2 separate regions of the Mus musculus genome follow, and region 2 is linked to region 1. A link is a loop called in an ENCODE intact Hi-C map of the cell type or tissue named here. Cell type or tissue: heart. All regions are shown on one strand. Links, peaks and the distances in the headings refer to the core of each region. The heading gives the core; the rest is flanking DNA.

What was found. Hi-C counts contacts between places; a loop is a spot of excess contacts. Peaks named below come from ENCODE experiments on the same cell type or tissue, not always from the same donor. Only the 100,000 strongest peaks of a DNase experiment are listed, where the experiment ranks them.
Region 2: it touches region 1 in a loop (2.3-fold over the local background); 3 of 42 quality-filtered maps call a loop at or near these places.

What each region holds. Positions count from the first base shown.
Region 1 is chr19:38,044,685-38,057,377 of GRCm38, reverse strand. Cep55 (centrosomal protein 55) reads right to left here and starts at 2,337. Exons shown (of 10, transcript NM_001164362.2): 1 at 2,061-2,337. In heart, for the core only: a CTCF peak has its summit at 3,714 (motif pointing right); a DNase peak (open chromatin) is centred at 2,517; H3K4me3 peaks cover 2,758 bases; H3K27ac peaks cover 1,921 bases.
Region 2 is chr19:38,218,252-38,231,171 of GRCm38, reverse strand. It overlaps Fra10ac1 (FRA10AC1 homolog (human)), which reads left to right and starts at 7,020. Exons shown (of 14, transcript NM_001081075.2): 1 at 7,020-7,210; 2 at 9,259-9,335; 3 at 11,445-11,540; 4 at 11,669-11,714. The coding sequence starts at 9,259. In heart, for the core only: CTCF peaks have their summits at 2,280 (motif pointing left) and 7,115; a DNase peak (open chromatin) is centred at 7,041; H3K4me3 peaks cover 2,167 bases; H3K27ac peaks cover 1,567 bases.

The DNA of each region.
Region 1 (12,693 bases), core at 51-8,050:
CAGTGGAAGGGTCCCCAGGCCTTCCACTTTCAAGGTGATATCATACTCAAGAATAAAAACTCTAATTCTGAGTTTATAGTCATGAACTCAACGTGTGCTCTCTGCTTTAGAAGGTATGTGTAGTTGAACTCTGATGTAAGTCGCCCGAGGCCTACATGAACCGGGTATTTCTGGAAGGCAGGGTGGGGCTGAAAGAGACTTAGACTTTGAGAAAAGAATGATGAAGCCAAGACAAGTAGGCGACATGCAGGATAGGATGTGTCTCCGGGATGTCTCAAGGTTCTCTCAGCAGGTAGCAGAGTCTCAGAGAAGAGCATCTGTAGTTGACATAATATAGCCATCTAAGTCGAAGGCTACACCCCAGGTGACCTCATATTCAGTGGCAGCAAAGTCTGAATCAGCCTGCTTCAAGGCTGGGGGAGGCTACAGAACTCTATCTTATTCGTTTTAGAGCGTATGGCAGGAAGAAGTGAGAAAATCCAACACAAGACATTTATAGAAAAAGAGGTGTAATTCTCAGAGATTGGGGGGGGGTGAAAGAAATGAATGGGCAAATGAAGTTAGGCCAAGTTTCACATCTGCTAATAGTACTAGATGAGAGTTTAGAAGCAAATGTAGAATACAAACTCTAGGCAGGCAGATGTGTAGTAAAATACACTGTATATATAAATAATGTAAAAAATAGCTCTCCATTAAGAGATTTAATAAAACCATTTTTCTCATATGTCCTGAGATAAAAATGAAGGCAAGGTGATCATGGAATTGAAAGGAAGATAAGACCTTCCTTCATTCAACTGTTACTACAAAGCTATGGTGATACAGGCTAATAATCCTAGCACTCAGGAAGTAGAGGCAGGATGGGCAGGAGTTCACGGCCAGCCTCATTTGCATAGACTGAAGGCAGCCTAGCTGCACAAAACTGTTTAAACAAATCACAGACTATTACTACAAAGCCTTTTTACCAGGTAACCTAATCGGGACTGGATATAAGCTGGCTAAAGCAACAGAAAGAAGAAGAAACAACATAGAGTCTCGGATGCTAGGAAGCTTTCAGAACAGTGTAGCAGGCAACAGCAATACAACAAAAGAAAAGGAGATTCACATATTCTTAAACTGTAATTAATACTAATAGTCATAAAAGCTACCACTACAAGAAAATCTACTTAGGGCGGTGAGTGTGAGGTTGTCCTGTATAAAATCAGCCTAAAAATAATAGAACTGCATAAACAAACTTGAACGAAATCTGTATTAATGCATTCAACCTGGTTTTGCCCACTATCTTGACAAATACCAAGTAAAATTGCTAGTACAATCTGCCGAGGCAAATGCACAGTTAACGTGTTTTAGGAACCTGCTACCACAAACGTTTCTCCCTGGGCTTCTGCTGACGTCAGAAGGAGGACTTAACAGTTTGAAAATACCCTCAGGACATTTGCATCCTAACTTTTGGAGAGGATTCCTAAAAACTTAGTGTTCTTGACTCTTGTCTAGGCTGACCCAGCACACACTCCTCCTCATCTCAATCCTGCTCTCACCTAGTCTTTCCTTTCCCAGTATTTTCTATTCCAATCGATCATAAAGTTCTTTTTTTTTTTTTTTTAAAGTTCTTCTACTCGGGAACGTCCCTACCCAGTCCTAGTGGAATCTCCTTCAGGATGTGCTCTCTTAAATTTAATATGGGACACAGAACTCACCATACATACACAAGCTAGCAGTCAGTACTATCTGCTCACAACATTTTCTTTTTCAATCAACAACTGTTCAAAAGAACTGTGTTTTGATTTTTTTTTGGGGGGGGGGGCATACAAGAGCTTAAAGGCAGCTGCTTGGAAATCTCTGACTCGACTGAAGGGACCTAAGTCATTCTGGTCAGGAGTCTAAAGAAGCATTTCCGTTCAGTAAATCTCCCAAATCTACGAGGGGTCAGGAAAGAGGCAGGAAAATAAAAAACTGCAAAGAGAAGCGCTTGCTAAGCAAAGGCTGACCGCACTGGAGACCTGAGAGACCTGGCTCAGGTCACTGGCCTCGCGGTAACCTCTCTGTTAAGAAAGTGATAATACCGCCAAGTTCAAAGGAGCCGAAAGGATGGCCTGCGGGCCGGCGGTCGACAGGAACGCAGCGCGGGGTCTCTCAGGGAGCCAGCATGTGTTCCAGCGATTCCAGCCAGGGGAGACGGAGTCCTGCGGCGTGATCTGCTCACCAGCGCTCCTCCCGGGAGGTCTAGTCCTGCCCAGGGGCTAACGAGCCCCGGCTGTCCTCCCCTCCCTCCCCGGCCGAGGCCGGGACCACTCACTACCTGAGACAAACACAGCGCTCGCGTCGCCGCCGCAGACCACTTATCAACCAGGACACCGCTTCCGGGAGTTTGAATCCCGCGGCTGTAGGGCGGGTCACGTCACTGCCGGCTTGGCGAAGGGCGGGGTCTGCAATCAGAGGACGGGCGGGAGAGGGCGGGGTCTGCAATCTGAGGAAAGGCGGGAGAGGGCGGGGCCTGCAATCTGAGTGAAGGCTGGAATCTGAGGATGGAGGAGAGAGGGAGGGCCCAGGAGCCTGAGGGCGGGGCAAAGGCGGAGTCTAGAGCCAGAGGAGGGGCGGGGCAAGGTCTGGAACCCGACGGCAGGCGGGGCGAAGACCGGCTCTGGAATCAGAGGGAGGGGATCGAAACTAGCCGGGCAGACGGGTAGGGGCAGAGTGGGGAAGGTAAGGGCGAGCAAGACATAGAGCCTGACGGGAGCTACAATCCGTGCCGGCCGGGTCAGAGAAGGACCTTGTGAAGATAGAGGGTGTCTGTGGAAACGTGGTGTGAAATGAGGCGGGTGTGATGGTGTGGGTGTGGGTGTGGGTGTGCGGGAGTGTGGGCGTGGTGGAGGCGGAGCCAAGGACAGAGTCGGAGGACCAGTTCAATCTGGGCCTGCTTGCTTTTCTCTGTGTGTTCGGACCCTGCTGTTATCCATAGGACAAGCTCTGTGACCCTCGCCTGGGACTGACTGGTCTATGTTCTTTGGGAACCAATTTCTCTTTGTGAGGTAGAGCACAACCTCCTAGTCTTCCGGGCGGGCCACTCATTTACCCTGTCAAACTCAGGGGCGGAGCAATGGGGAACGAAGCTGTAGGGAGCTGATAAACTCCCAGTTTGAAAACCGAGATTGTGAGCCCCAGCAGCGATTCCAGATTGCTGCCCTACAGGCAGATGTGTCTTTATTGGTCTTTATCGGTCACATCAGGGTCTTGATTAGCGTCTTGAGAACTTGAAGCAAACAATTGCTTATGGCGTGTCGTTCTTAGACTTAGCCTAGGCATACCAGAAGTTTACAGCGAAAAAAATCAGTAGCAAAGCATCCTATGAAGGTAATGTATGTAGTACAAGGGTTAAAATCCTGAATGCCTCTTAATAGATGTGTGGCCTTGAGAACATTTCACTTCCTTGAGCCTCAGTTTCCTGATCTATACCAGGATGCAGATAACCATCTGGTAGTGTGGCTGCGAGGGCTAGAGTTTAACAAATGTAGTTAGGCACTGTTAAGTAAAAGACAACAAATCCATTTGTTACTGAATCTAGTGGATGAGAAACCATGTAAGGAATTTCAGTTTGTTTTATTTGTTTAAAGCAGGAAGATGGCAATCCAAGATACTGGAATTCTCTATTTACACAGTCCTCCCGCCTGAAGTATGAACGGAGAAACAGATGGAGAAAGGAATAGTCTTATTAACCACAAGGTGGCACACTAGAAGGCGGCAAGCAGGCTTTTGCGTTTCAATGTCCATCTTTCCCTTTTGCCCTGTTTTTCAGGGCATGTGGGTGTTTTTTGGGGTATGTGGGCCCCAAACAGGTGGAGCCTGGGTGACCCCGTGTTCCAAAGAGCAGCCTGTTCTGGTGTCCTGGTTCTGCACATCTTACCTTCTTTATGTAGAGCCGTGAGGTGTTCAGTTCAACACTTTTGTGTTGATTAAAATTAAAATGTCTGGTTATTGCTGAGGTCAGCTTTTCTGGCAAGCATCAACTCCAGGAAATTGACCTCTCATAACCTGAGACAAGGGAGGAAGGGGAGGGACTATGTTTTTAGCTAACTTCAATGAGCAGGTGTTCGACAAAAGGTAAATTTCAGTGGGCAGCTAATTCTGGAGAGTGCAGTATGGAATATGCAGAAATGGGGGTATTATGCATGTTTTTATTCCCAAGAAGCAGTTTTGGCTTTCTTCTTATTTGTGTGTTAAAGTGTCATATGGGAGTGATTAGGGGTGGGAGAAAGTTTGTCAACATGAAGTCAGGATGTGAATATTCACTGCCCAGACTATATAAGAAGCAAAATTGGAATCAAGTAGGAGGATCTTATATGCATGCACGATCTCCAACACACACACACACACACACACACACACACACACACACACACACACACACACACACACCAGGGGCAGGGGAGGGTTCCTTAAATAGTAGAGCACAGAGGAAGGGTAGGGAAGTTCACTGCAGTTCTACATCTGCCCTCCAGAACCTTGGTTCTTGTGGAAGCTGCAATGAATAAGGACTAGTAAGGGAGAGGCATAGCCAGGAGGTTCACTGGGAGGCTTGGATTATTTGTAAAAGCCAATGTTGGATCTAGACGTCAGTGTTTGCTCTTTATAGACAGGCACAGTCGTGAAGCTTCAAGCTGCTAGCTGTTTCGATAGCATCTCATGGAGATCTCATTGTCCAGGTGATACTGACAGTTCACTCAGGGATATTCTAGGGTGAGGATTCAAGACTCGTCTTTATTCATGTAAGGAGAAAAACGGGAATGTCTTTATCTTAGCAGGAGAGCTCATTTTCTCCTTAGGAAACAGTGTCAATGGTTTTTAGACTTACTAATTGGAAACCAGGAGGCTGGTGTGATCTAAAGAGTTCTAGCTTCCAAGGGGCCTTTCATGAGTCCACAGGACCCTGCCTGCTAATAGACCTGCATGGCTAATAGAACATTCTGCCATGACGGAAAACTTCCTCTGTTCTGTCCAGTATGGCAGCGCTGGCCACATTTGACTGATGTCTGCTTGAACTGTGGCTGCTGTGAGTGAGAAACTGAGCTCTAAGTTGTACTTAATTTTGCTTTTGAACAGACAGCTAGTTCTGTTAGTAGAAAAACTGTAAGTATATTTGAAAAACTTGGGTAGAGGAGCTCTTGAGAGGGTTCAGTTAGTAAAGGCTCAGGCCACCAAGTCTGACTGACTGAGTTTGACTCTCAGGATCTGCATAGTAGAAAAGAGTACTGACTCCTTAAGTTGTCCCTTAAAACACACACATGCACACACACACACACATACACACTCACTGAATAAATGTGATTTAAAAGGCATACACATATCCTTTGGGTTCTAAAGACTACAACATCTAAATATAGATCAAACACTTCTGATGAAGACTTTGTGTTCAAGTTGAGATCTAATATGCTTTGTATTCTTACATATTAAAAACCATAATATTCTGGGTTGACTAGCTAAAATAAAACATGGAAATCTGTCTTACCTAGTATGTTTATTTTTAAAGGAAAATCCAAAATGGTGAATGTGACTCATGTTACATTCCTACAGAACAGCACTGGTATGCATATAATAAAGGATATTATTTATTACAATGTGTCTTTTTCCCCCTGTAGGTTTATTTTTTACAATATTGGTTGGGGTTTATTGCTCACTGATAGAACACCTGCCTGTGCGTGAGGCCTTGGGTTTGATCCCTAGTAGAAAAAGATAGAAGTGGGGGAAGGGGAAAGAGAGATTTCTTTTGGAGTGTGTGTGTATGTGTGTGTACTCACACTTTTGATTATGTGTACCCATGAACACAGATGTCAAAGGTGCTTTTCCATCCACTTTGTCTTGTCTGGGGATTTGAACTTAGGCTAGTCTGGCTGGCCAGTGAGCCCCAGGGATCCCTGCTCTATCTTCCCAGAGCGGCATTGGGATTGCAAGTGCATGACACCATGCCTGGTTCATTTATATAGGTTCTAGGGATCAAACTCAGATCCTTATACATGCAGAGCAAGCACTTTACAGATTGAGCCATCTCCCAAGTTCTTGACTAATACTTTCTCAGCAAAGGCCATGTTCATTCCTATCAGATTCTTAGCTTCCCCAAGTATCCTGAATAGCGACAACAGCCAAATGTTCTGATATACTTTATCTCCCCCTAACTTCTGTGTAGACTCAGTCACTGCCAAGCACATCTTAAAAAGAAGAAAAAAAAATTAAATACTATTTTACAGTTGGTTGACCTTCTTCGAGGATTTCATACTCATAGATTCAATCAATTATAGAATAAAAGATATTTGAGCAAAGAAAAAATGTGTATTGAATATATACAGGATTTCTTCATTGTCATTATTCCCTAAACAACATAGCACAGTAACTATCCACACAGTATTATCATCATTGTGGATATTATAAGCAATCTCAAGGTGACTTAGAAGGGAATGTGTAGAATTTACATGCAAATACTGTTTGATTTCATTTAAGTGTGAAATGCTCAAGCATTGAGCATGTGTGGATGTATCTGTGGTGGAATATAGAACTAATTAATACCTCATGTATACTGAAGGACAACTGCACGAAGTTACTTAAAAATAATACTCATTGTGCAGAACCCTATCATTAAGCTAGTAAAGAATACCATTTTAATACAAAAGTGCATTTTAGTTACCTGAAATGATTTCTGTACAAATACATTATCAAACAGGTCTTAAAATAAACCATGCATAGATGCCATGCTGTTAGGTAACACATTCCTAAGAAACTGAGAAACTGGAATTGAAATCAGATATTATAGCTCGCTCTATCTTTACTTTCTCTGGCTAAATTCTCTTTAATGTCCCTACTATTTTGTTCCTTGTATCTGTAATTTTTCCCCCCAGATTTTCTTTCTGTTCCTCTGAACATTTTGCTCTCTGTGTCTCTTCTCCCCAGTGTTCGGGACAGGCCTAAGGCTACTGACAGAGATGAATGCAGAATTTTCTTAAATGATAGGTGTTGGAAATAATGAGGCAGATGTGCGGAATATTCCAGCTAAGGAATAGATGGGCAGAGAGTTTTGCTCAAAAAATAATCAGTGTGACTTCTGATCAGAGCTGTCCAATCCATGAGACTGGATGTCTCAACTGTCCCAATCTGGTTCTGGAGTCCTAGGGAACTCCTAAAGAGCTGTTGGTCTTCAGTCATTTTGGAAACCAAAAGAAATAGGTTCTAATTCTAATGATCATTCTTGCCTGCTTGTACTAGGAAGCAAGTGAACATCAGGCACAAAGATCTTGTGAGCTAAGGGTATCCAGGTATCTTATTTGGGATATCTATTGTGATGAGACGCCATGACCTTGGCAACTCTTATTGGGGCTGGCTTGTAGTTCAGAGGTTTAGTCCATTATCAGCATGACAGGAAGCCTGGCAGCATGCAGGCAGGCTTGGAGCTGGAGAGGTAGCTGAGAGTTCTACAACTGAAACCTCAAAGCCCATCCCTAGAGACATACTTCTTCTAACAAGACCACACCCACTCCAGTAAAGCCACACCTCCTCATAACACCACTCCCTATGAGCTTATGGGGGTCATTTTCATTCAAAACACCCCACCAGGGGAACAAAAGTACCATATTAAATTTCTGTGATGTCACAACAAATTACTGTGAGACTCAACAGAAACCCATTCTCTCATAGTACTGGAGGCTGGAGGTCTAGAACCAAGGTCAAGGTTATTGAGTCTGCCAGCTCCCCTTTCTCTCCCACTTTCCCTGGGTTTAGTGATTTCTGACAACTCTTCCATTCCTTGACTTGGAGATGTGTCGTACAACTCAACCTCTTTTCATATAGCATTCTCCCACATGCTCTATGTGCAGATGTCCTTCTTATAAAGACACTGGTCATATTGAATTTAGGGACCGTTTAATCCAGCAGAACCTCATCTTGACACGGTTTCAACTGAAAAGACTGTTTACAAAAAAGGTGACATTCCAGGTTGACATAAATGTGGGGAACATTCTTAGCCCAGTATGCATATCTTAATGGCATTAAGGGTTGAGTGCATATGTTCTAGGATGTGTGGGTAAAGACAAAGCACCTTGTGATATGTACCAAGTCAAGTCCTGGGTTGGGAACTCAGCTCTGCTATTTATGTAAATTTAGCCAGTTATTTCATGCTGTTACACCTTCATCTGTTGTAAGCCGGCCTGTGGTCTACATGAACCGGGTATTTCTGGAAGGCAGGCTGGGGATGAAAGAGACTTAGACTGCAAGAAAAGAATGATGAAGCCAAGACAATTTTTCTCTGATCAAGGCCCACGAGTTTACTAAGAGACTGTGCTTATAAAGGGGGAAGCCAGTCCATTCTTGGTGTCTGGAGCCAGCCTGTAGGCGAAGTGAAGTGCAAGATATGATGTGTCTTCGGAATGTCTCTCAGCAGGTAGCAGAGTCTCATAGAAGAGCAGTGGTAGTTGACATAACAATATAGCCATCTAAGTTTGAAGGCTACACCCCAGGTGACCTCATATTCAGTGGCAGCAAAGTCTGAATCAGCCTGTTTCAAGGCTGGGGGAGGCTACATACAGTGAGAAGAGAACCTACCTATAGGTTTGTTTTTAGGATAAAATAATGGCTGTATTGAAGCAGTTGGGGCAAGAATAGCTCACTGAGGAGGCTGCCACCGAGTCAGAGGTGACAGGAAGAGAGGTGGCAGAGGTGACATGAGGATGCCACATCTGATGGGGTAGAAGAATAAATACATGAATTTCCTTTTGTAACCTCTGGGGTCTCCAAAGCACATGTTCATATTCACATCTTGCCAGTGAGTTATCCCTGTCTGTGACAGTTTGAGTGCCCACTTGACTGAACATGGGCAAGGTGTAAGGTGTGTGTCTGTGAGGTGAGGTTTCTAGAGACAGTCAGGTCACGAAGCCTCTGATTTAATCAATGGCTGAATCGTCTAAATGAATTTGTGATATGACATTACTGAGAGGTAGTGAAATGTAGGAAGCAGCCTGGTTGGAGCAAGTACATCTTATATTTTATCCTGGTTCCTTTCTTTCTTTTTTTTTTTTAAAGATTTATTTATTATTTTATGTAAATACACTGTAGCTGTCTTCAGACACTCCAGAAGAGGGAGTCAGATCTCGTTACGGATGGTTGTGAGCCACCATGTGGTTGCTGGGATTTGAACTCTGGACCTTCGGAAGAGCAGTCGGGTGGGTGCTCTTACCCACTGAGCCATCTCACCAGCCCCATCCTGGTTCCTTTCTTCCGTCCCCTTTCTCTCTGTTTCCTCAACCTCATACCCTCATCATCCATTCTGCCTAGAGTATCCTTCCCCCAGCTCAGTTACATGTCTGTTAAATCATAGCAATGAGAAGCACTCACGCGCACACACACACACACACACACACACACACACACACACACACACACGCACGCATGCATGCATGCATACCCACGTGTGCAATCAATTGCATTTTCAACACACATGCACACACTCTTCATGAGCCCTTGTGATGCCATACTGGAGTTGATTGACCAACAAGTTCTCTGAGCGCACTCCCCACCTCCAGCACAGATCCCTGCAGCTGCCCGTCCCTCCCAGTGTTCCCCTTTCAAACTCTTCTCTGGGAAACAGGACTCAAGCTCCTTCTGCAGTCTGACCCTGAATCCTCCTTGCCTTCCTTCAGGATTCTCAGTGCCGAATGACAGAATCCAGGAATCCAGGAAATTAATGCTCAGAGCTTGGGAATTGATCCTTCTCATGGCTTATTTAACAATTTTACAGGTTCAAATTGGATGCATCTTATCAAATATGCTTGATGTACCTTAAGCCATATTTAAGATAATATTTCTCTTGTAGAAATTTAAGAAAATTTAAAACAACGATGCCAAGACATTGGATTGATTTTGAGTCGCATGATAGTCTGTGACTCCTTGTGGTTGTTGCATGTACTTGGGACTTCTCTACAACTTGAATACCTAACCATGAATTCTTAGAAAATTAACATTTTATTAATGTGAAAAATTCCTTACCAGTGAGGCAGGCATTCCTTTGCTTTATTCATGTGTCATTTTAAAGTAGGCTTTATTTTTAGAATAGTTTTAGAACCACAGCAAAATCATATTCACTCTGCTGCCTAACACTTCGCCCCCCCCAATCACACACACCACAATTTGTATTAGTTATAATTAATGAATTCATTCACACATCATTGGTCTCCAAAGTCCAGAGTTCCCATTAGGACTTGCTCTTGGTGTATATCCTATGGGTTTGGACAAGTGCAGACAGACATGTACTGAGTGTGATAACGCCATAGAGAATACTGTAGTTCCACTGTCCTCAGAGTTCTCTGTGCTCTGCCTGTTTATTGCTCCTTTTATCCCCCCAACTCCTGGAAATCACTGTTTTTTGTTTGTTTTTTCATTGTCCCATCGTTTTGCCTTTTGCAGAAGTTTATATCCTTGAAATCATGAAGCACTTAGCCTTTTCAGATTGGCTTCTTTTACTTAGTAATAGTTAGGTTTCCTTCACTTCTCTTCATGGCTTCATACCTTATGTATTTTTAGCCCTGAACAGTCTGAAAGTTCACAGTTCATTCATCAATTCATTCCAGACTTTTATTAAGGAGTGTTTTGGGGAAAGGATTCTCACAGCCGCCAAAGCTTTCATTCCAGTGATCAAGTCCATGTTGTGCTTATATCAATGACCAAAACATGTCAATTATAATGAAATATCCAGTGTCTTAGTTAGGATGTATGCTGCCTGTGATAAAACACTATGACCAAAATGCAACTTGGGGAGAAAAAGAGTGTATTTCTCCTACACTTCCAGGTAACAGTCCATCACTGAGGGATGACCTAGAGAAGTCATTCTCACGAACACCTACTCTGGAAACAGGAAGTCCTTCTTAGAGACCTGATCTTTCTTTGGGGACCATATTCAGTGCCTGGCAACCATGAGGGAAGTATCTGGCCAACACTGAATAGAACACTTGTTTGCCATCCATCTTTTCTGTTCTGAGATGCTGTTTTCTAGGAATGCTGCTGTGGCTCTGTGTGTATTCTCTGCCTGCGACTACAGCCCAGATGCTTATTATGATAATTCCTCACATATGGCTCCTGAGATTTATGCAGCACCCCCTGTGATTGGTTTTTCTGGGGGTTTTGTCATCCTCATGGTTATTAGCCCAGTTCTGTAACAGAATGGTTGGTGGTTTTTGTCAACTTCACACAAAGAAAATAGGACATTTTCTTGATTGGTGATTGATGTGGAAGGGCCCAGCTCACTGTGGTACCATCCCTAGGTCCTGGAAGATACAAAAAGAAAGCTGAACAAGCCAGTAAGTAGCACCCCTCCATGAACTCTCATCAGTTCCTGCCTTCAAGTGTCTGCCCAGACTTCTCAGTATAATGAGTAAGATGAAATAAACCCTTTCCTCCACAGGTTGCTTTTGATCATGGTGCTTTATCAGAGCAATAGAAACTTGAAGACACAGAATCTCCATCTTTAGCCCTGGCCTACACAAAAGAAAAATTCTGGGACGAGAATACATCTCTACCAGTGTGTTCTTGATGTCTTTGGAAATGATGTGTTCTCTGGGATGCTGTGGATAGGATCTGGTTCTTCTGGAATTTGGTGGTACATCTATCTAATCTATCATCCCATGGGAGGGGGCAAATTTTCACTCTACCTTCCACTGCTTGCCAGAGAATTCAGGGTTTTCCTCCTAACTTAAAGTGGGCAATTGTTGTTATAACACAAGTAGAAGACATCCTCTAGTGTATCCAGCTCATGTCCAAGGGTCACTTAACATGTGAAACTCAGTGCAGTGTCCCTGGAGACTGTCCACATCTGTAACCTCATATCCAGGTGTGTGTTCTGGAGTATTCCTTGAAGCAACATCTTGAAATTCAGTCCCTTGTGCATGACACAGCCATTCTACTCAGGAACTCTCAGTAAGTGCAGGTGAATGTACCGGGTCTGCATAAGAACAAAACTTTATCAGCCAGCCAGGATGGAGAATGACTCAGGAAGCCCTACTTGTCCTTGATCGACCTGTTGCTACTGATAGATTCAAGGAGAGGAGGAGTCATTGTCTTTAGTTGTGTACTTGCTGGGGACTGTACCAGGCTTTAGTGGGTAGTCCTAATTCTGTGGTTCCACACGGGGCTCTGGGTAAGCTAGATAAGTCATGTCTTAGTTAGGGTTTCACTGCTATGAACAGACACCGTGACCAATGCATGTCTTATAAAGGACAACATTCAATTGGGGCTGGTTTACATGTTCGGAGGTTCAGTCCGTTATCATCAAGGAGGGAGCATGGCAGCATCCAGACAGGCATGGTGCAGGCAGAGCTAAGAGTTCTATATCTTCATCTGAAGGCTGCTAGCAGAATACTGACTTCCAGGCAGTTAGGACAAGGGTCTAATAGCCCACACCCACAGTGACACACCTACTCCAACAGGGCCACACCTCCTAATAGTGCCACTCCCTGGGCTGAGCATATACAAACCATCACAGGTCACAAACTAAAATGTAGGGAAGGAGGAGAGGAAGAACGGATCAGGGTTTGAAAAGGGGGATAAGAACGGCAAGGGAGAGGGGAATCCAGATGCATTGTTTACATGTATGGACTTGTCAAAGAACTGACTTAGTAAAGGAAAATCAGGGCAATTTTCATGATGGACAAAAATGTCTGTCACAAGTGT
Region 2 (12,920 bases), core at 2,235-10,234, 170 kb before region 1:
ACTTGCTGTTAAAGAATCAAACAGATGAGACATTGATATGCGTGTTTAGCATTAGTCGGTGTTACTCAGCGCCCTTCCCAAGCCTCAGCACCAGCGTGCACAAGTTAAGGTCAGAGCACATCTTCACCACCACGGGATCAGCTGTCTTCTCCTTTATCCCCTCCGGTGTGCAATCATGTGCTCTGTGTTCACAGCCTGTGTTTGTCCAATAACAGTAAATGTAGGTGCCTTGCTGCATCTGCATTGGCTTTTGGTGTCTTCTGTGGATGGATCCTTCAAACCTTTTGCCATTTTTTTTTTTTTCCTACCGAGAGTCGACTTTTAGTGTAATACATTCTTTCAATGCTTTCAGATGTTTAAAATTTTTATTTGTACAGAGTTTTTCCTGCATGCATGCATGTCTGTATATCACATATATGAAGTGCCCACAGAGGCAAGAGATGGCACTAGATCTCTGAGACGTGGAGTTACAGACGTTTGTGATCTGACATGTGGGTGCTGGGAATCAAACCTGAATTCTGCATAATCAGCAAGTGCTTTTAGCCTCTCTGGCATCTTTGTATACCCTAGTATAATGGTATTAAAATATGTTTTTTAATGTATTAGCTATGTATACACACTCATATAAACGTTGTGTGTGTATGCATGCATTTATTTGAATATATACATCTCTTTTTCTCCACCCTGTAACTTAACTTTTCATTTTCTTAATAAAATCTTCTAAATGAAACAGAAGTCTTTTTTTTTTCCATTTTTATTAGGTATTTAGCTCATTTACATTTCCAATGCTATACCAAAAGGAAACAGAAGTCTTAACTTATTTATGCCTTCTTATGCACTCTATTTGAGTCCTTCTGGCTCTAAGAGAAAAATATTTAAAAATACCATCAAGATGTTTTTCTGTTTTATTTAGAACTGACTTGTGTGTGGTGTAAGGTAGGGATCAAGCCGCACTTTTTAAACCATATGTTGTGCAGCAATCACTCTCAAACTGAACAATTTCTACTTACTTTTAAAGGTTTATTTTCTTCTTGATTATGTATATAATTATGTACATGTGGTAGCAGGTGTGGGAGGAGACCAGAGGGGGGCACTGGAACCCTTGGAACTGTGGTTACCGGCAGATTACTGTAGCCTGATGTGGGTGCTGGGAACTGAACTCAGGTCTATTGTAAGGGCAGTATATATGTATTCTTAACCACTGAGCCATCTCTCAACCCCAATTTCCTCCAAATTAAAATATTGCATCCTGGAGAGGAACTCCCAAGTCTCTGTAAGTTCCAAAGAAAGGCTTGTTAAGATTCAGGCAGTAAACAACTCCCAAGTCTCAAGAAGTCCCTGAAACTTACCAGGCTCTCAAGGTCTCTCTCTCCTTAAGGTTGTTACTGCTAAGAAGAGGGAACTCTCACCTCCTGAGCTGCCTGTAAGTTGTGCAGAGAGCTTCAGGGTGCTTGTTTTCATGAGTTATCACTCATACTGGGTAAGCTTTTTTAGATGCAGTGCCTGTGGGTTGTCTGTGCTCCTGTAAGTAACCCTCGCCATGCTCCTGTAAGTGACTCTGATAAACTCTGTTAATAGTTCTCTGAGTTGGACTTTGATGGTATTGTTCCTTTGGTCTGTCATTGATCCCTTATCTGGAATGAATAGCAGGGATGAGTATCATGTTTTCCCAGAAAACTTCTCACACAATATTATTCTATTCTGTTGACTCGGAACTATTTATTAGCCAGACCATATTTAATCCTATGCTGTTAACCACAGGACTATATGTGTATTGGTCTTGGGATACTTGAGAAGTAGTTAATAGTTGAACTTATTCCGTTGGTATTTGATTCTTTTTGCAAGTAGCATTTATTATAGTCACTAAGAATAAGTCATCATTGCTCAGGAATCACTTCATCTTAAACTTAATCAGTCACAGTAATATAGATACTTGTATTATCCTATTTTATAGGTAAGGAAATAATTTGCCCAGAGTTCTCTAGCTTGTGAGTGGCAGGAACATGACTTCAGGGAAATTCTAGTTGACTCTGACGTTGGAGAAGCTTTTGATGGGGGGGGGGGGGGACAGTGATGATATTATGTTGTTAGGAGAGAGCTAGAAAGAAGAGCTAATTAAAAAAAAAAAGAAAAAGAAAAAGAAAAAAGACAAGCTGAAGAGTCGGCTCAGTGGTAAAGAGCATAGAGTGCTCTAGCTGTGAATCTGGGTTTGGTTCCCAGCACTCACATGGCAGATCCCAACTGTCTGTAACTCCAGTGCCAAGAGTTCTGCCGCCCCCTTCTGGCCTCCATGGTCACTGCATGCATTTGATATACATGCAGGCAAATAAACTCATGCATCTAAAATAAAAATGAATTTAAAAATCTTTAGGAAAGAACAAAGAGGTAGAGAATGTCTTAACTTAAGTATACAAATATTAAAGGTTTTTTTTTTACAGAAGAGGTATTTTAATCTTTTTGTGTGATTTGCTAAAGTTTCAAATTCCCTCCAAAGCAAACTTATTACTTCTCCAAGAAAGTGTTTTGTTTTTGTTTTAAGTAATCCTCTTGTCTTCCACAGGGATGCTTACAATCCTTCAATCTTTCCAGCTTTAGAAACATCTTTCATTTTTCTCCATTCCCTCATCCTTTATACTTAATTAGCCACAACTTCTACCATGTATTCCTTCAGCTATTAAACCATTTCTCTCATTTCCCACTGCCTGCCATCTGTTCTGATGAACTCCCTACTGTCCCTCCTGCCTCCAGCCAGTCTATTAAAGGGATAATATACTACCAAAGCACTGCGCACAATGTCTCCTTTTCAAAGCTGAACCCTTTAAATGCAACATCTGAGCGGATTCTCACACTCTTGTCCATCCATATTGACACCTCTATTTTATAACTCTCCTTTATCACTAACCAAATGCCAAAATTTAGTATTCAAGAACATTCCAAATCGGCCTCAAGTTCTCTCTGTGGCCTTACCTTCACTACTCCTTTAAATTCTACTCTCAGTGAAGTCACCCCCTCATGTTCCTCTAAACAAGTCATAGCTATTTCTACCTCAAGTCTTTTCCTGAAAGTACACTGTCTTGATTATTATCCCCCTTCCCACATCCTTTAACATTTAATATCTACATTTAAATTATAGCTCAAGTCTGATTCCTTCTAAAGCCGTTACCACATTTTACTAAACTCTTTCTCAAGTTATTTGGTTACTTTTCTCCTTAAAAAAAATAGCTCCCAATTTGCCCAAATATCACAACTGCCATCGGCCTATTGAAAGGCAGTAGAAATATTAAACAGAAACCCTGAACTCAGAGTCAAATGTATTTGGGACCATTTACATGCTCATGACTTTGGGAAAGTTAATTTCTCTAAATCTTCTTTCTTGTCTGTAAAATATGAATGATAGTACTTTGTCTTGTTTAACAATATTTACATATGTGTACTTTTGTGGGTATGAACCTGTGGGCATGTCAGCATGTATGCAGCAGTCAGAGGACACCCCAGATGTTGGTCCTTAGGAGCCTTCCACCTTTAGTTTGAGACAGTGCAACTCTTGGCTCTTACAGGTAGTTAGTCTAATTGCTCCACTAACTTTCAGGAATCCATATATATGTATATGGATGTGTATATGTATATGTATGTGTGTGTGTGTATATATATACACACATACACACACACACACACACACACACACACACACACACACACACACATATATAGTTTCTCAAGAGAACCCTGACTAATACAGATGAAAACATGAGGTAGGTGGGTTATAGCCAAGTTGGGGAATCTGTTATAGGCCTTAGATGCCATCTGATAACATTTTTCACCAAGGGTTGGGAAAGGTAGATCTTTGTCCTTTCCAAAAGGACTTATCTAATCTTTGCAAGAATCTTAGATCACACACAGTCGGGTAATAAATGGTTATTTAAAGGGTTAAAGATAGCCCAAGATGTTTGACATTGGATCTGCAACATTTTGACTTACCATAAATTGAAATTGTAATCAGTCAATTGACCTTGTAGAATGATTAACATGGGCAGTTGTTTTTTGGTTTTCTGGGATCTCAATTTACAGCATAGACCAAACCACCCCAAGAGTTTGTTGCTTGAAGCAGCATTTAATTTGCATAAATCTGCAGTGTGGGTCGGACTCAGTGAAGATGGCTTGGGTCTGTCTGTACTACTATTTACCATCAAGAAGACAGAAAGGGTCAGGCAGAAGCTGCATCATCTGTCACATGCAGCTTCGAAGCCTCTCAGCATTATTTCTGTAGAGCCTTGACAGCTGGGGCAGAGATGCAGATATCAGGTTACCATGGAGAAATATTAATGTTGTATCAACCTTAATGAAAAAATATTCATGTGATCATTTTGGGAAAATAAAGTGTGTTCAGACCTAAAGGATAACAGAACATGTATTGAAAGCATGGCTTGATATTTTATGGCCATCGCCATCCATCTCTGGCCCTTATCTAATGCCACCATAGCATTTTGTTGCTTTGAGCATCAATATATTATTGCATTTTTTTGTAATTATCGATAACATATCTTAAAGCCTGGAACCCATAGGTTTCCATATGCCATATACTTATGGTATATGATAGAATACATTGATTTTACTATTTTATATGCTCTGTCTTTTAAACTGATTTGTCTCTGAGATAAAGAAGTGATTTTTACATGTTTGTAATTCCAATGACTGATCCACCCAAAGCATGTTCTTAATGGGTGTTTGTGTCTTTTAATATTGAATTGTAATCGCTTACTTGAGAGTTTTTCATCAGGTAAGTTTTCTGTCCTGTGTTGATTCAAATTCAGATTATGTTATCTATCTATAGCATATACTTTGTATTTAATGTCTCCAGTAGCTGCTGACCTCAAAGCAAAAAATGGAAACCTTTGAATGAATGGAAAATAGAAACACACATCAATGCAGCAGCTACTCCCCGTAGAATCATGAACTGAGAGGTAGGAGCTGAATTGTATAAAAGGAAAGTGCTGCCGAGCTCCAAACCCTCATGGACCTGTGGGGTCAAGGTCTGTGCATATCTCTCTTATGCGTAAAGCAAAGCATGTGTTGAAGAGATGGTGTGTTACGATTCTATTGCTGTGAGGAGACACCACGAGCAAAGCAACTTATAAAAGACAACATTTAATTGGAGGCCTGCTTACAGTTTTGGAGGGTGAGTTCATGGCCATCATGGTTAGCAAGCTTGGTAGCAGGCAGGCATGATGCTGGACCAGTAGCTGGGAGCACACATCCTGATCCACAAGTTATAGGATAGGGGTACGGATACATATATATAACTGGATACACACACACACACACACACACACACACACACACACACGTCATATCTATCTGTCTGTCTGTCTGTCTATCCATCCATCCATTCACTGGGCCTCTGGGCTTTGAGTTTCAATAAATGAGGAGCAAGCAGTCAAGCATCTGAATCTATGGGGCCCATTCTCCTTCAAACCCCCATAGCTGGCAAAGCTGTGGAGAGGCTTGCTGCTCTTTCCCAGGGCCAGGGTTCGGCTCCCAGTACCCACACCACTCTGTCACGCTTGTTCCAGGGCTTACCACACCGTCTTCTGTCCTCCATGTGTAATGTGACATGGAGAAGCAGGCACACACATATGACACAGAAGCAACATCTTTAAAAAATTTAAATGCAGGGCCTACAACAGCAGCACAGGGTTGTTGGAAAACTAAAAAGAAGTTAATAGATAAAAGATGTTTTTTAAAAAGGAACAAAAATGCTAATGCATGTCAAATATTGGTATACAAGAGTTTCATTTAGGCTACAGGAGTTCTTATTAGTGATAAAAGGACAAAGTATTTGGTTTTTAGATATCTATAAAAATTGACTGCTTGACAAATTAACTCAATACTTTAATAATATTAAATTATGAGGTTTCCTATTTACATTTTTAAAGGAAACATTTTTATTGTAGTATAATTCAAATGCACCTTGAAATGCATAAATTTATAATTTTGTAATTAACAAGATTGCAATCGCTGCTCTATGTAAATCAGGGTGTATCTATGATTTGCTGCCAGGAATAAAAAAAGTCTTGAACTGATTGACAGGGATATTGTTATCTACTGGTTAGGATAAAAGATTTAAAATGAACGTGTATTAAGATTCAGAGTTCTTCCTTAACATGGACCCGCTGTAAAAGTGAGAAGCATGCCAGTTCTGTTCAGCAAATGTTTTAGTAGCTCCTGTGATTTCAAAGGCACAGTGTTGGCTGCGGAGTGCGAGATGAATAACTGCTGGTATTGAAGAGAAGCAAGATCTGTACCCAGTGGAAAGAGGAATGGGACGTCACGGTGTAGGGCAAACACAATGCAGGAACAACCCAGTGGAGCTTAAAATAATTTAATTCTGGCTGCCTGAGGTGTTTTTTTTTTTTTTTTTTTTCCTTAAATTTTATATTGGATGCCCTTTCTGCGTGTGCTAGGTTGCTTATTGGCGTAGAATCTGCGACCCTGTGAAATCTTTTTCATTCCCCATTTCTTCTTTTCCTTGCCAACTCGATCTCTTCAGCCGCCAGCACTGCCTTTGGAACAGTATCTATTGTGTGGGTGGCGGAACGCGGGGAAGCTATTTCTGTTCTAATTATGAGCACTGTTTTCGTAGGGGAAAAAGAGGGGGTGATAAGGCAGATCTGAGGCTGAGCTGCTGGCTGGGCGAGGATGCTCGGTGGAGGCGTTACTAAGGTTACTAGAGAGAGGACCGCAGGTGACAGGCGGGGTTTTTCTCTATAGCAATATACATTTTCCAATGAAGGACGTGGGCTGGGCAGTGCCACATTGTACTACATATTGGATTCCCTAGAGGAAAAAGGAGATGGCCCAAAGGAAAAATGAGGGACCAAAGCAGGGAGCCTCTGCTTCCTCTTCCGGGCCTTTTCTTCCGCCGTCTTTGTTTACCCCCGAGCCATTCTGGCTGCAGCACAGAGTCGGCGCGCCGGAGAACGGTGTCTTATCGATGTGACACGCCTCTGAGCCGGGCCGGAAGCGGTTCCCAGCCGGTACCCGTAGGGCCAGGCGTGCAGCGTGCGGTGACAGTGGCGCGGGCGGCGGCGCTGCGTGGCTCTGGAGGACCGGCGCGGACCTGCAGCGGCTCGCTGAGGCCGTGGCTCGTCGCTGCAGCTGTCAGGACTCTTGGGGGCGAACTTGCCAGACAGAGAAGAGCGGAAGGGAAGGGGTGTGTAAGGAGGGCCGTGGGCGTGTTTGATCTCAGAGAGGACTTTGAAACTGGTTCTTAGTAGTTGAGTCTCATTTTTATTTTGACAGATTCGGGAGGCAGCAGATGCCCTATTCTCGAGATTTTCTTAATTCCAGTCAGTTGATAGCATGATTTGAGTGAGAGCTTTTTAGTGAAGCTACTGGGTTAAGATAGCTCAAGGGATGGATGAAGCTGCCCGAGATAAAAAGAAATGTGGCGTCGGAGCAGAGAAGAGGTGTCTGGAATGAGGGGTCAAGATGATCTACTAGTTCCAGGTTCTACTAGTTTCAGGTCTTCCTGTACTAGGTACCGTCCCCAAACTATGTAAGCTTGAGGTTTGGGCTTCTTTACATAACCTCTATGTTAACCTTTACATAAGTGGGGAAGTAGGAGACGCGTCTGTGCCAGCCAGACCTTAGATTCTGCAACTGCTCCAGGCTCCACACTGCGGTTTTCCACCATCAATATATGAAGCACGTGAGGATGGATTAGAGGGTAGTAGAATTTGAACAGCCTTGATGAGATCTGCTAAAAGGTGTGACGTCTAGGTGTATAAGGCAATGATAGCTGTCGGTCAGGAAGAACTGTGGCTTGCAAACCTATGTCTCCAAAGCTTGGCTGTTGCCTTCTCTTTAGCATTTGGTGGGATAAGGAAGAGAGGTATATACTCACACGCCCAAGTTTGAAAATGGAGTTGCAGAGACTCACAGAATTTAATGATTTGACATAGCTACCTTATTTAACAGAATGACAAACAGAAGGTAGTCAAGAACGCAGACACTGGCTATCCTAGCTGTACTTGCCAACACAGATGCTAAAGTTAATGTCTCTTTACCTGGACTGGGTCCTTTCAGCAATAAAGATTGCAACCCACCTTTACCCCTATTAATGTGTGTTACGAATTCTGTACACTTACTGACACAAATACCAAAGCTGAAAAATATTATCACTTGACCTGGACTGGCTCCTTTCAGCTGCAGGAGTTGACTATTGATGATATACAGTAGTAAAATCATCTGTACCCTTGCTCATGTGTGTTCCAAACTCTGTGTAATGCTGGAGTCAGATGCCTTTTCAGGCACAACTGACAGCTGAAGCTTTTCAGCAATTCCAAGACTATCCATCGGAAAATAATAAGACTGACTAAGCCTAGGGGTAAGGAAACTTAGCTTAAGGAGACCTCAGCTAAAACTCATGCTTAAAAATTAAGGAAAAAAAATTTAATCAGTTGATAATGTACTGTTTACAAACACTAATTCTGGCAAGTTGTGCCTAATATTCCCAAGAGATTGTTGAAACTGGGGCCTTAAGAATCAAGTAGATTAGTTTAACTACATTTTCATTCCTAAAATGCAAGTACTTATTTTTAACTTGAAAAATCATAAGCTTTATAAAAGTGCTTATCACTGTGTCTATGACAAAGTAATAATATAGTCACCCAGTGCTTAATAAGAGAGACACTTAAATACATTTCTGCAGCTCCTTCATTGTTCAAACAGCAGAGAGTATGCTTCTACAATGGTACAGCCATCAAACACCTCTACTACAGACAGCCCCCAAACTAGTATCTTTCTAGACTATGAACGTATATAGCATGTTGTTGCAATTATTACTGTAGATAAGTGTAATGGTATTTGCACAGTTAGGCATAGCTACAATGTAGAAGGTATAGTTGAAGTACTAAGCAATAATTTGTATTTTCCTCCAGTGGTCTGTCTGTGGCTGAAACATCTCTAGGGGGTGTGGGGTGTGTGGCACAAATAAAAGTGATGCACTGTTGTCCCTTGCATGGAGTCGCTTTGCAATATCCAGGCTTAGGTTTCACTGGAAGGCCAGTGACTAATGTCCTTATTCTTCTTATTTCAAAGGGATTAAAGTGTTAGGTGGCTGCGTAGACCAGAGACCATGATCTGCCCAGCATGACTTGTAAAGCTTGTGGCTGTTTAAGATCACTTAACTCTCAGTCTTGTGTTTCCTGAGTATTTGGCAGCTCGGGTCCGCACGGCTGACCTCGCACTCCTTTGCAGATGCATGGGCATGGAGGCTATGACTCTGATTTTAGTGACGATGAGCAAGGCGGAGGCTCCAGCAAAAAGAGGAAGAAGTAAGTCTGTTGATCCATAGTTCACACTGTTTCTAGACGGACATGAAGTATAACTAAATCCTGGAAAGGGTTTGGATTGACTTTGCATATGGAAACAACTGCTGTAGCAAGTGAGGGTTTATTCATTGCACTGTAATAAATGGATTTCAGTTTGGAGGTAGTTGTGGGGAAAATGAAGTTTTGTTGTGAAGGAGTTTATTGAAAGGGATAGAGGGAAAAGGAAAGATTTCTCTATTGCATGTTTTTTTTTTTTGTTTTGTTTTGTTTTTTGTTGTTTGCTTTTTCATTTGTTAAGACTGTGTGTCTGCAAATGTCACAGCTTAAAGGAGGCTTGGTTGCTGTTTGTCTTCCCAGTGAGGTGCTCGTGGAGGATGAATTGTAATTCAGAACAGTTGTAATGTTGACTTGAATGAGCAGGTCAGAGTTGGCAAGACCAAGATCCTCTAGCATACAAAGCCTGGGCTTCACAAAGAGGACACATTTTTGTTGTTGTTGTCATTTTTGTTTCCTGAGACAGTTTTATTATTTAGTTCAGGCTATCCTGGAATTCCCTATATAGCCCAGGCTGTCCTAAGACACAGTCTTCTTGGTTTAGCTTTGAAAGTGCTGGGGTTCCAGGTATGAACTGCATGTCCAGCTGGAGGCTACATCTTCACAAAATTGCTGTGTTTAGGGCCATTGTCCTTAGCTTTCAGTGCTTTGAAATGTCATGGTATGTAGTAACAGGAGGGCTTGATTCGTAGTAGCAGGACTTAGAGAAGTTGGTTTATTATCCCATAGTGAGACTGATGTGTTATCACTAACTAGGAATGAACATTTTATAAAATCGGCAGTCTTTATCAATAACAGAAGAATAGTAATAATTATAGCAATGTATGTTTTTTAGATTTCTTTCTTTCTTTCTTTCTTTTTTTCTTCCTTCCTTCCTTCCTTCCTTCCTTCCTTCCTTCCTTCCTTTCTTTCTTTCTTTTAAAAGATTTACTTATGTTGTTTATATGAGTACACTGTAACTGTCTTCAGACACACCAGAAGAGGGCATTGGATCCTATTACAGATTGTTGTGAGCCACTATGTAGTTGCTGGAAATTGGACTCAGAACCTCTGGAAGAGCAATCAGTGCCCTTAACCACTGAGCCATCTCTCCAGCCCTGTGTTGTTTTTTTTTTTTTAGATTTTCATTAAGAAACATTGCTTTCTGGTCTGGGGGGGGGGGGTGTAACTAAGTTAGTGGAATGCTTGCCTAGGATATAGGACGCCCAGGTTCAGTCCCCAGTGCTGTGTAAAACAAAGAAAAGTGACACATGCCCTTTAGAGGCAGATTAAGGAGCATCAGGAATTCAGGTTTATCCTTGCTTGTGTAGTGATTTCCGGGCTATCTTGGGCTAGTGAGGATCCTCCCTCAAAAGAAATGATTTATGAATAGAATTTGAGCAGATTTAGTTGGGTACTGTGGTCTAGGGTTCTATGTATCCATATCAGTAAGGCTGTTTGTCTGTGGTCAGTGTCCTCTATAGTCAAACTTTCCTTTCCATATTTTTTACCTGTTAAATCTTCATTATCTCTCCTTTAGAGGTAAATAACTTAGGGTGGTAAATGATCAAGTCAGGAACTGAGCTAGGAACCTGCTGCTAAGAACTAGCCATTTTCTCTTATCTTTTCCATTTTATAAGTAGTAAATAAAATGAAGAAGCAAAATGTTTCATTAAAGATCAGAGACCCATTTTAAAGTTAAGTCCTTATTTCATGTTAGTTACTTTTCTAGTTGTGAGCCTGTTACCCGACAAGAAGAAACTGAAAGATTTGCTTTTGGTCAAGATTTAAGAAGGGGTACAGTGAGAAGGGGTTCCTATGGAGGCAGGGGCATGAAGTAGCTGGTCACATTGTGTCTACAGTCAGGAGGCCGAGAGCAGATATAAAGTGAGGCCGGGTTATAAAATGTCAATCCATCTGCAGTGATCCACTTCTTCCAGCAAGGCTCTGCCTTCCTAAGACAGCTGAGGCAGAGGTCACTGGCAGAATACCTGTCGAGCTGTCACAAACATGGGAAGAGTTAGACAGCATCCTTCAAGAAAAATTAACTTTTAACACTTTTTTTTTTTACTACACCAGGACAGTCGAAGATGAGTTGCTGCTTACAAAACCGTTTCAAAAAGAAAGGCATGGAAAGGTGGCCCATAAACAAGTCGCCGCAGACTTGCTCGACAGGTGTGGCGCTTTGGTGCTATGACGGACAGCCTTTGCGTTAAGCTCTTTTATAATCTCATAACCTGTGGGTTTCATTATGTTAATAAAATATGGGCATTTGAATTTACCTAAACTTCTTTTTTAAACAGGGAAGAAGCAAGAAATAGAAGGTTTCATCTCATAGCTATGGATGCTGTATCCTTTTTATAGTCCTATTTTCATAACTAATAGAATATTTTGCTTGTTATCCATGTTTTCTGACTTTTAAAAATCAAAATCTTGTCAAGTTAAGTAGACTAGTTTTATTTTTACAGGTTAGTAGTTATTGATATAGAAATTTACGATTTGAATTTTCAGGTGTAATTCTCTTTTGCTAATATATAGGAAAAACTAGAGGTAAAAATAATGAAATAAATACTAGTTGTGGTCTATTAATAGACTTTAAAGTCCAGGAACTTAAAAGGGTTCCCACCTGTTCTTGTCAGGCTTGCTCACTTCCCTTTACTGTTCTCGTCTTCTTGAATATCATTTTAATTCATCCCCTTCCTACCTGGCTCTTGACTACTTTAAATTTTCTGCAAAACTTCTGTTTTAAAATTAAGTGTGTCTGAGTGCCATCTCTATGTGTGCTGTTGCTCTGTTCCTCGGGTATGACTGAAGACTTGAGCTGTGAGTTAGACTGTCATGCACCGCTACTCGGGATGTTAGAGAACAGGAGAGGCCAGGCAAGACCTGAGTGTTCACTCCCAGGTCAGGACTGAAGAGAGGAAGCACCACACTAGAGTCATCTGATGCATTTTCACCTCATTCCTTTCCTTTAAGTTACTGTGTTCTAGATTTTTTTTTTTTAAAAATCTCTCTTACCTCCTAATCCATTGGAAACTTACCTTAGCTTAATGGTCTTATCTCCCATAAACATCTATACATATGTTCTCCCTTCTCTGACACTCTCATTGAGGGTGTTAGTGCACCTAGCGAGAATAAAAATATAGGTGATATGTTTCTGTCATGGTAGAGAGATCTCATGGCTGAGATGGTAGAGAACCCCAGTATTTTTGGGAAGTAGGCATATGTTTAGCTATAGGAGTAGTCACCATCTTAAAAGTTAGTGATTTTGCTAGGTGTGGTACACACCTTCAATCCCAGCATTCAGAAGGCAGAGGCTGGCAGATGTCTGAATTTGAGGCCAGCATGGTCTACATAGTGAGCTCCAAGCTAGCCAAGGCTACATAGTGTGACCCTGTCTAAAAAACAAAAACAACCAACCAACCAAACCCAAAAACCAAAATGTTAGTGGCTATCTTAGTTAAGGTTTCATAGTGAAGGGACAACATGACCAAGGCAAATCTTATAAAAGGAAAACATTTAATTGGGGTTGGCTTACAGTTCTAGAGGTTCAGT